3 separate regions of the Homo sapiens genome follow, and all the other regions are linked to region 1. The links are chromatin contacts, found by Hi-C or POLR2A ChIA-PET in ENCODE. All regions are on one chromosome and are shown on one strand. Each heading gives the region's core, a stretch centred on a gene start or an enhancer-like site at or near the end of the contact. The rest is flanking DNA. Distances are from core to core; before and after follow the strand shown.

The links. A loop is a pair of places that touch in the nucleus more often than their neighbours do. ChIA-PET counts read pairs that join two places held with the same protein, here RNA polymerase II (POLR2A). Pooled maps may share reads with other maps.
Region 2: a loop to region 1 is called in a map with no recorded cell type, with 10 times the contacts of the local background. The contact joins the promoter of SMURF2 here to the promoter of ICAM2 in region 1. A Hi-C loop is called at or near these places in 1 of 168 maps with a recorded cell type or tissue (transverse colon), 1 of 37 single-sample maps with no recorded cell type and 5 of 50 pooled maps. POLR2A ChIA-PET finds 5 or more read pairs at or near these places in 1 of 52 experiments (A673).
Region 3: a map with no recorded cell type shows a loop between it and region 1 (8-fold over the local background). The contact joins the enhancer-like site here to the promoter of ICAM2 in region 1. A Hi-C loop is called at or near these places in 2 of 37 single-sample maps with no recorded cell type and 6 of 50 pooled maps. POLR2A ChIA-PET finds 5 or more read pairs at or near these places in 2 of 52 experiments (GM10248 and T-cell).

The regions. Positions count from the first base shown.
Region 1 is chr17:64,019,182-64,021,983 of GRCh38, reverse strand. ICAM2 (intercellular adhesion molecule 2) reads left to right here and starts at 1,351. Exons shown (of 5, transcript NM_001099789.2): 1 at 1,351-1,461. RefSeq lists enhancers at 912-961, 1,182-1,271, 1,017-1,517, 1,612-1,731.
Region 2 is chr17:64,660,747-64,663,587 of GRCh38, reverse strand. It overlaps SMURF2 (SMAD specific E3 ubiquitin protein ligase 2), which reads left to right and starts at 1,281. Exons shown (of 19, transcript NM_022739.4): 1 at 1,281-1,759. The coding sequence starts at 1,708. RefSeq lists an enhancer at 429-987 and silencers at 1,138-1,537, 1,588-1,787.
Region 3 is chr17:64,984,008-64,986,767 of GRCh38, reverse strand. No RefSeq gene overlaps it. Among named protein-coding and RNA genes, the nearest start is that of LRRC37A3, 66 kb to the right of the region's middle. RefSeq lists enhancers at 336-385, 666-965, 1,583-1,862. Within about 2 kb of position 1,412, at least 28 of the 41 ENCODE cell types and tissues checked have a DNase peak (open chromatin) inside an H3K27ac peak, as active enhancers do.

The DNA of each region.
Region 1 (2,802 bases), core at 102-2,601:
AAAATTAGCCAGTCGGCACGTGCCTGTAATCCCAGCTACTCAAGAGGCTGAGGCAAGGCCAGGCACGGTGGCTCATGCCTGTAATCCCAACACTTTGGGAGGCCAAGGCGGGCGGATTGCCTGAGCTCAAGAGTTTGAGACCAGCCTAGGCAACATGGTGAAACCCCATCTCTGCTAAAATACAAAAGAAATTAACCAGGCGTGGTGGCGTGCACCTGTAGTCCCAGCTACTCAGGAGGCTGAGGCAGGAGAATTGCTTGAACTCGGGAGGCGGAGGTTGCAGTGAGCCGAGATCACACCACTGCACTCCAGCACTCCAGCCTGGGCGACAGAGTGAGGCTCCATCTCTACAAAACAAACAAACAAACAAACAACAACAACAACAACAAAAACACTGAGGCAAGAGAATCGTTTGAACCTGGGAGGCAGAGGTTACAGTGAGCCAAGATCACACCACTGCACTCCAGCCTGGGCAACAGAGCGAAACTCCATCTCAAAAAAAAAAAAAGAAAGAAAAGAGAAAGAGAGAGCTCCAGAGATGGATGGTGGTGATGGTTGCAGAACAATGTGAATGTACTTAGTGCCCCAAACTGTACACTTAAACATAATTAAAATGGGCCTAGCACGGTGGCTCATTCCCAGCATTTGGGAGGCTGAGGTGGGAGGATTGCTTGAGCTCAAGAGTTTGAGACCAGGCTGGGCAACATAAGCAACACTCTGTCTCTACAAAAACTACAGAAATTAGCCAAGCCTGGTGGCTGCACACTTGTAGTCCCAGTCACTTGGGAAGTTGAGGAGGGAGGGTCACTTGAGCTCAGGGGTCAGAGGTTGCCACGAACTGTGATTGTGCCACTGCACTCCAGCCTAGGTGACAAAAGCAAGACTCTGTCTTAAAAACAACACAACAAAAAATTGGCTGGACGCAGTGGCTCTTGCCTGTAATCCTAGCACTTTAGGAGGCCGAGGAAGGCAGTTCACTTGAGGTCAGGAGTTCGAGACCAGCCTGGCCAACATGGTGAAACCCTGTCTCTACTAAAAATACAAAAATTAGCCAGGCGTGGTGGCAGGTGCCTGTGGTCCCGGTTACTCTGCGGGCTGAGGCACAAGAATCACGTGAACTCGGGAGGCAGAGGTTGCAGTGAGCCGAGATCACACCACTGCACTCCAGCCTGGGTGACTGAGACTCAGTCTAAAAAAAAAAAAAAAATTGAAATGGTAAATTCTGTTGTGTACGTTTTACCACAATTAAAAAAAAAAAAAGCGGAATGGGAGTGGAGCTAAATGAGGCTAGTTTAGGGTGGGAACCGGGGCACAGGAAGCACGTCACTTCTGGTGGGGAGTGGGGGGAGGGAGAAGACTGAATAAGCCGTGAACTGGGCAGCTGTGACACGCGCACCTTGTCACCTTGTCACCAATTTCCTGCCCGGGATCCCAGAGCTACCCTTCTTGGAGCCCACAGGGGTAAGGTTGAGCTTCTCACTTTCCCTCCAATGAAGCGTGGCAGCATGGGAAGGATTTTGGCAGTGTCGAGGTCTGAGTTTTAGTCCGTTCCCCTCTCTGGGTCTCAGTTTCTCGCTGGTAAGTGCAGGGGTTGGGGAATCCCCAGCGCTCCTGTGGCTCGACATTCTGCACTCTGTGAAGCTCCTGCCCTGCCCTGCTGGGTCTCTGAGCTCACGCACTTGCCCTGGCGCTCCTTTCCTGATTTGTCTCCCCTCTCTCCTTCCTCTGCTCTGCCATCTCGGTGGCCGATGTAGAAATGTGGGGCTGCCTCCTTATTTAGGGGCCCACGTGGGCTGTGATCTGGACCATCTGAGCTGATGCAGAGGGGAAGGGACAGTCCCTGTTCTCCCCGGCAGGCGTGGTGGGTTCATAATGAATCTCAGTCACTCACTTCCTACCTGCCTCGGTTCGAGGGGGTCTTTCCTAACCCATGGCTCACATTCCCATGAAGCCTCTTCTTTCTAGGCACGTAGAAAGGCCCTTTTTCCCTTTTATTATTTTTGTAAAATTTACTAGGTAACGCATAAAAAGCTTATGTAACATACATATACATCATACTGCACAGTAATATACCAAACACACCTGAAGCTGCCACTCAGCACAAGGATGGAGTATCACCAAACTGCAAACACCACTTATCTGCTTTTTTTTTTTTTTTTTTTTTTTGAGACAGAGTTTTCATTCTTGTCGCCCAGGCTGGAGTGCAGTGGCACAATCTTGGCTCACCACAACCTTCGCCTGCTGGGTTCAAGCGATTCTCTTGTCTCAGCCTCCCAAGTAGCTGGGACTACAGGTGCGCATGCCACCATGCCCAGCTAATTTTTGTGTTTTTGGTAGCGACAGGGTTTCACTATGTTGGCCAGGAGAGTCTCGATCTCTTGACCTCATGATCCGCCCACCTCGGCCTCCCAAAATGCTGGGATTACAGGCGTGAGCCACCACACCTGGCCACCACTTGTCCACTTTTATGCTACTTGCCTCCCACCCACAGGTAGCCACCCTCTGGAATTTTGTGTTTATTGTTCTCTTATTTTTAAGTGCTTTATTACATATGCATCTCTATTTATTTATTTATTTATTTATTTACTGAGATGGGGTCACACTATATTTCCCAGGCTGGAGTGCAGTGGCTATTCACAGGCATGATCATAGCACACTACAACCTCGAACTCCTGGGATCCAGTGATCTTCCCACCTCAGCCTCCTGATTAGTTGGGACTACAGTCTTGAACTGCTGCACCTGGCTATGCCTATTTATTTTTATTTTATGAAACAGTTATATAGCGTTACTGTGTGCTAGGC
Region 2 (2,841 bases), core at 32-2,531, 640 kb before region 1:
GTTTACATTGTGCTAGATACTTTCGCATGTATATGCATACAACTTCTATTCTGTTTTTAAACTTTGCATTACATATACATTCTTCCATATTATATGATCTTCATAAAAATAGTTACATGGCTGCATAAAAAACCATGCGGTTCCTGGACTATTATGCTATTCCCTCATTCCCCTTTTGTTATTAATGGAATATAGCAAAGAACATCTTCTGTACGATTATTTGTCAAGAATAGGGCCGGTGCGGTGGCTCAGGTCTGTAATCCCAGCACTTTGGGAGGCCGAGGCGGGCTGATCGCTTGAGGTCAGGAGTTCGTGACCAGCCTGGGCAACATGGGAAAACCTAAACGTCTCTACTAAACATGTCTCTACTAAAAATACAAAAATTAGTGGGGCGTAGTGGTGCACACTGTGGTCTCAGCTACTCCAGAGGCTCAGGTGGGAGGATCACCTGAGCCCCGGAAGTTGAGACTGCAGTGAGCCGTGTTCGCACCACTGCACTCCAGCCTGGGCGACAGAGGGAGACCCTGTCTAAAAACAAAAAAATAAAAAATAAATTTCTAGCAGTACAGTTACAATGTCAAAGGATAAGGTACACATTTTTTAAAAACTTTTCTCTTTCTCCTCCTGAGATAACGAAATACAGTAGCGTATGAACAACTCTTCATACATTACTCTCCAAGGTTTATCTTGTTAATCCTTTAAGACGTATCATCTCCCCATCCTTGGCTGCACCTGAAAAGAGCGGGAGTCGGCAGGTAACCTGATCTCCTCCACCAGGTGAGTCCCGGATGGAGGTGTCAACTACAAGACCAGGAGCAGAGCATTCCTGGGGTTTTGCTGGAACCATCGGCGTGGGAATGCTTTCTCTTCCCTCGCCCGAAAGACGCCAAGTTCCCGGCAGGCAGCGGACTCGGTTCTAACCTTCCTCGCCCCAGCCTCTCGGAGCGCCCTGCACGCAGTGGGCGTCTAATAAAATGCAGTTGGCCCTGCTTGGACAAAAGTTCTCCCTTAAGTGGCCCGGACAGTAAACCCCTCCAGGTGCCACAGAGCTGCCGCGCCCGCCGCCGCTTTGCTCCCTGCCTGCTCCCTCCCAGCGTTCCGCGTGGGACCCTCGGCGGCAGCTCACACCCTCCCTGACTGCCGGTGCCCGCCAGGGCACCCTGCGCGCGCCCGCCGGCCCCGCCCCGGCCCCGCCCCGCCCCGCCGGCCCCGCCTCCCGTCTCCTCCCCGCCCCCCGGAGCCGACGAGTGGCGGCGGCGGCCCCAGGTCCCGGGTCCCTCAGACAAGAGGGCGGGTGGAGGAGGAAGCGGCCGAGCCCAGAGTTCTGCTCCGGCGCCCCCGAGCACCGCCCGCTTCAGCCGACCAGCCCCGTCGGCTACTGGGCCTCGCCGAGACGAGAGGAGGGAAAGGCCTCGGCGGCCGCGAGGAGGCGGCGGGGGCGCGGGCGGAGGCGGCGCGGGCGGCCGCGGCTGCCGCTTTGTTGTGCGGCCCGGGCCGAGGAAGGAGAAGTGGGAGGAGGGGGGAGCTCGGCGTCCCGCTCCCTCCGCGGCTCATGGCGACGACTCTCGGCACATCCGGGACCCTCCGGCCGTGGCGGCCGAGGCGCCGGCTGCTCGGGCCCCAGCCCCGGCCGCTGTGGTGACTCCGCCGCGCCTCGCCGTCGCCCCCGTGCCGCCCGCCGCCCCCGCCGCCCCCGCCGCCGGGGACATGTCTAACCCCGGAGGCCGGAGGAACGGGCCCGTCAAGCTGCGCCTGACAGGTGAGGGGGGGCGGCGGGCCGGGCTGGGCAGCCGCGGGGTGGGCGAGCTGGCGGGGGGTGCCTGTGGCCTTGGGAAGGGCCAGGGTCGCGATCAATGATGAGTTGGGGGTCGGAGGAATGGGAAGGCCTAGTTCAGGGAGAGTAATTGGAAAACCACTTGCTCTGGTTTGGACATTGTTTAAAAAGCCGAGGATGACTCGGGGCGGGGGGTGGTGTTTTGTGGAGGGGAGAATACACCGGTTCGCATCGCAGGCGGATTTCAGGTCGGAAAGTCTTGGTCAAGGAGCCAGACGCTGCCTCCCGGGGCTCGGGGAACAGCCCCTGGGCTACCGCCCAGGTGAGATCGTGAAGGGGATGAAGAGCTCCCGTGGCGAGGATTATTGAATCCGGTTGCTGACTGCGCGCAGTAAACACTCCTTAAAGATGGAGCGCTTAACGGGAGGGTGTGCGTGTGTGTTCCCGGGTTGTTACCTTGCACACACCCAGTTATGCCCGCATGAAAAACCTTTACTCCCCGCCGCCGGCCACCGCTGCCCGGGCCACACACCTTAAACTCATGTCTCTGAGGTGAGGAGACAGGTTGACTTTTCCGGTGTGCCTGTCTGATCCGACGGCTTGGGCTCATTGTACACTGTGTTTTGGAAGTGTCTGATTGTAGGGTGGCATGTTTGGGGTTGTTCCTTTTAGGCCGCAGAACTTGTGTCTAACTTCTAACGCCAGACCTGCTTTAAAAACACACTTTTTTGGGGGGGGTGCATTGCTAAGTATGTGCTCATACAAACTTTCGAGCAAACTTTCTGTTACTCTCCCCACCCTCCCCATTCCTTTTTCGAAATGGAAAAGAATGTCCGGAGGGGTTGCCAGATAGAAGACTACACTTACAAAGTGTTTATGATTCCAGGTGCATGAAATCTTTAACATTACAGGTACGTTTTGCTTACAGTGCCATTTTTGGTATTCTTACATGGACATGCCACCCCCGTTTTAGGAGAACTTTTATTTGGTTTGTAAAGGAATTGGAATCACGGCGTTATCCTACCTTCACCATTTACCCCTGATAAATTGTCCACGTTTGTATTCGG
Region 3 (2,760 bases), core at 163-2,662, 960 kb before region 1:
GGGTCATTTCTGGGCAAAAGGACCAGGCATGATTTTGTTGTTCTTCCTATTCTTCTGTCCTCCTCAGCTTTTCTATTCTAAGTGTGTCCTTCGTTATGCTGATGCAAGTTGGCAATTTTACATTGCACAAGAATATATGGTTTTAATCCACGCAAGTGTCGCCTCTGACGATGCTCTCTTTCCAGTTCCTCCTGCACCACACTTGCTCTCATCATCTGCTACAGGGGAGGGACCTGCTAGCCCTGTGCCTAAGTTAGCACCAGCAGGAACCCACAGGTGTTCAGTGGGGAGTCGCTGACTGCCTTGGAGAAGCGTATTTGAGACAAGCTGTTAATGGCTCACGGTCCTAGGGTAACCCCCTCGGCTGGCACCTGCATTTAGGACAGCAGTGAGCCAAGCAGTTTCCAGCTTGTGGGAAAGAAGCTTTGAGGGGTCCCTAAGGGCAAGAAGGCCTTTCCTGGCTCAGTCCAATCAGATACCTGCTGTGGCTGTGCTTCTTCTGGCCACAGGTCCCTGTCTTTGTTGGTTCCCTGCACTGACCTGGCCAAAAGGAAGCTGCTTGCTTCTGGGCAGCAGCTGTCCCCTCCCCCAGAAAGTCTAAAAGGACACAGAGGACGTCTTCAGTATTTCCGTAGAGGTCACAAGCTAAGTGGGTCGCTGTCGCTGTTTTACGTTTGGTTGGTGCTGAGACACTTCCTCTTTCATTTATGTCTTATTCAGGCCACCTCCTCCATCCCCCTTGAAGACTGAAAAAGGGGAACTTGAAAGAAAAACCGAAAATTTCAGACCGAGCTATGGTGCAGGAGACCATGCTGTCATCCTGAAGCAGAGGCTGGGGACGTCACCAAGAGGATCACAGCATCCTCGAGGGTTCACTGAGGCCACTGCCCAGGCTTTCTTTTCTTTCTTTTTTTTAATAGAGATCAGAGTCTTGCTAGGTTGCCCAGGCTGATCTCAAACTCCTGAGCTCAAACAATCCTCCCACCTCAGCCTTCTAAAGTGCTGGGTTTACAGGCTTGAGTCACTATACCGGGCTGACCAGGGACTTTCTTCCTCCCCTCATTCGAACTTTCTTAGCTCCCACTCAAGTCTTCCTAAATGCTATGTGGTATTCTTAGGACTCCTAATTCCTAATTTTTCAGGAAGTGAAATGATATTCTTAAAGTAAAAACCAAAATCTGCTTTTGCTCAATTCTTTGAATTTACTGTATTTATATGCCATATATAGAGAGAGAGAGAAAGAGAGACAGAAAGAGTGCATGTAGATATACACACACAAATGTATACACACACACACACACACACACACACACATCAGATTGTGGTAGCTTTTGGAAACTCTCTAAGGCACAGAAAATAAGTTGCCTGACAAGACATCAAAGAATTGCAAAAGAGGCCACAGCCCCAAAGGCCTTACTGACTGCTTTGTGATTTGTAGCATGACTGCTGATAAGCATCTATTTGCTTCAGTAAATAGAAGTTGAATCATAACATTTGTTCCAGGAAACAGTAACTGAAGTCGCAAATCATAAATAATAAAGCATGAAAAATCTTCTTTTAACCTAATGGACTAAAAGATTTCTTGCTTTTTTCATTTCTGCTAATGGCCTCTCTCCCTTGGCACTGCCAGAGCTGGCCCATTAAAGGTGAATTGAGCCTCAGTTTGCAGGCAGGACGTGGTCCAAAAGATCATTTGTAAGTTGGTTGTTTGGATCAAAGAATGTGTTTTCTCCTAGAAACCGTTTTTCTCAGGGTGACTGGGTTCTCAGGTTCGCTCGCACAGTGCTGTTCAACTTCTACTGAAGCTGAGCTCTGGGTCTTTGAGGGCAGGTTCTCTGCAGTGCAGGAGGGAGAAATCAGGTCACCTGCTGCTCCTTTGCATAGAGACCTGGCTCTGAGCACAATTTAAGCATAAGTAGTTTTCTTTTCTACTTTCTCAACTCCCTTTTGGCGTCCAGGTCCAGGGCCGTAGTCCCTGGATTGCAGCACCCTTTCCTAAAGTGCTTTACCCACCTCTGGGCTGCTTGCCTGCTAAGGGGGGTCTGGGACCCCAAATTACCCACTATTCCTGCTTCCTGACCAATCAGACTTCCATTTCCTCAGAGCAGTTGATATCAGCTAAGGGCCAGGGGAAAAGCAAAAGGAGAAGATATGAATTCACACTAGTAGGTGAATCATGGAGAACCTCTTAACCCTCTTAATATCTTCTCATGTTAAAATGAATTAGTTGTGAGACTTGAGAGTCCTTGTGGCAGTATGGGTTAGGGATGAACACGGTGACTAAGGATTCGGAATTCACACACACATTAGTAGGACTCTTAGGCTCTTCACTGCACCTGCTTCCAGAACACTGGCAGTCAGTTAGGAAATGATCCTACTCTGGAAAAAAAATGCAATGGTCGCAGAGAAGAAACTTTCAAGTTCAGACACTGGGGAGAATCCCCTCAGTGAATAAGCTGATTATCTGCCAGATTGCCTCTGAGAATAAGCCACATTCATGCACACAGAACCCCCCACCAGTTTTTTGTGCCTCATAATGAAATCTTAACAGATAGCCAAAGATTACCAGATGTTTATGGAAAGTTCTAACATGAAACAAAAAGACCAAAACAGAGGAAACAACAGAACAAATCTTCAAAAGTAGTATAGTTACTATCTATAGAGAAATAAGAAAAGGCATTTTATCCATGAAATAGGATGTATTTTAGACTTTCAGGATGCCGTAACAAAATATGATACACTGGGTGGTTTATAAACAAA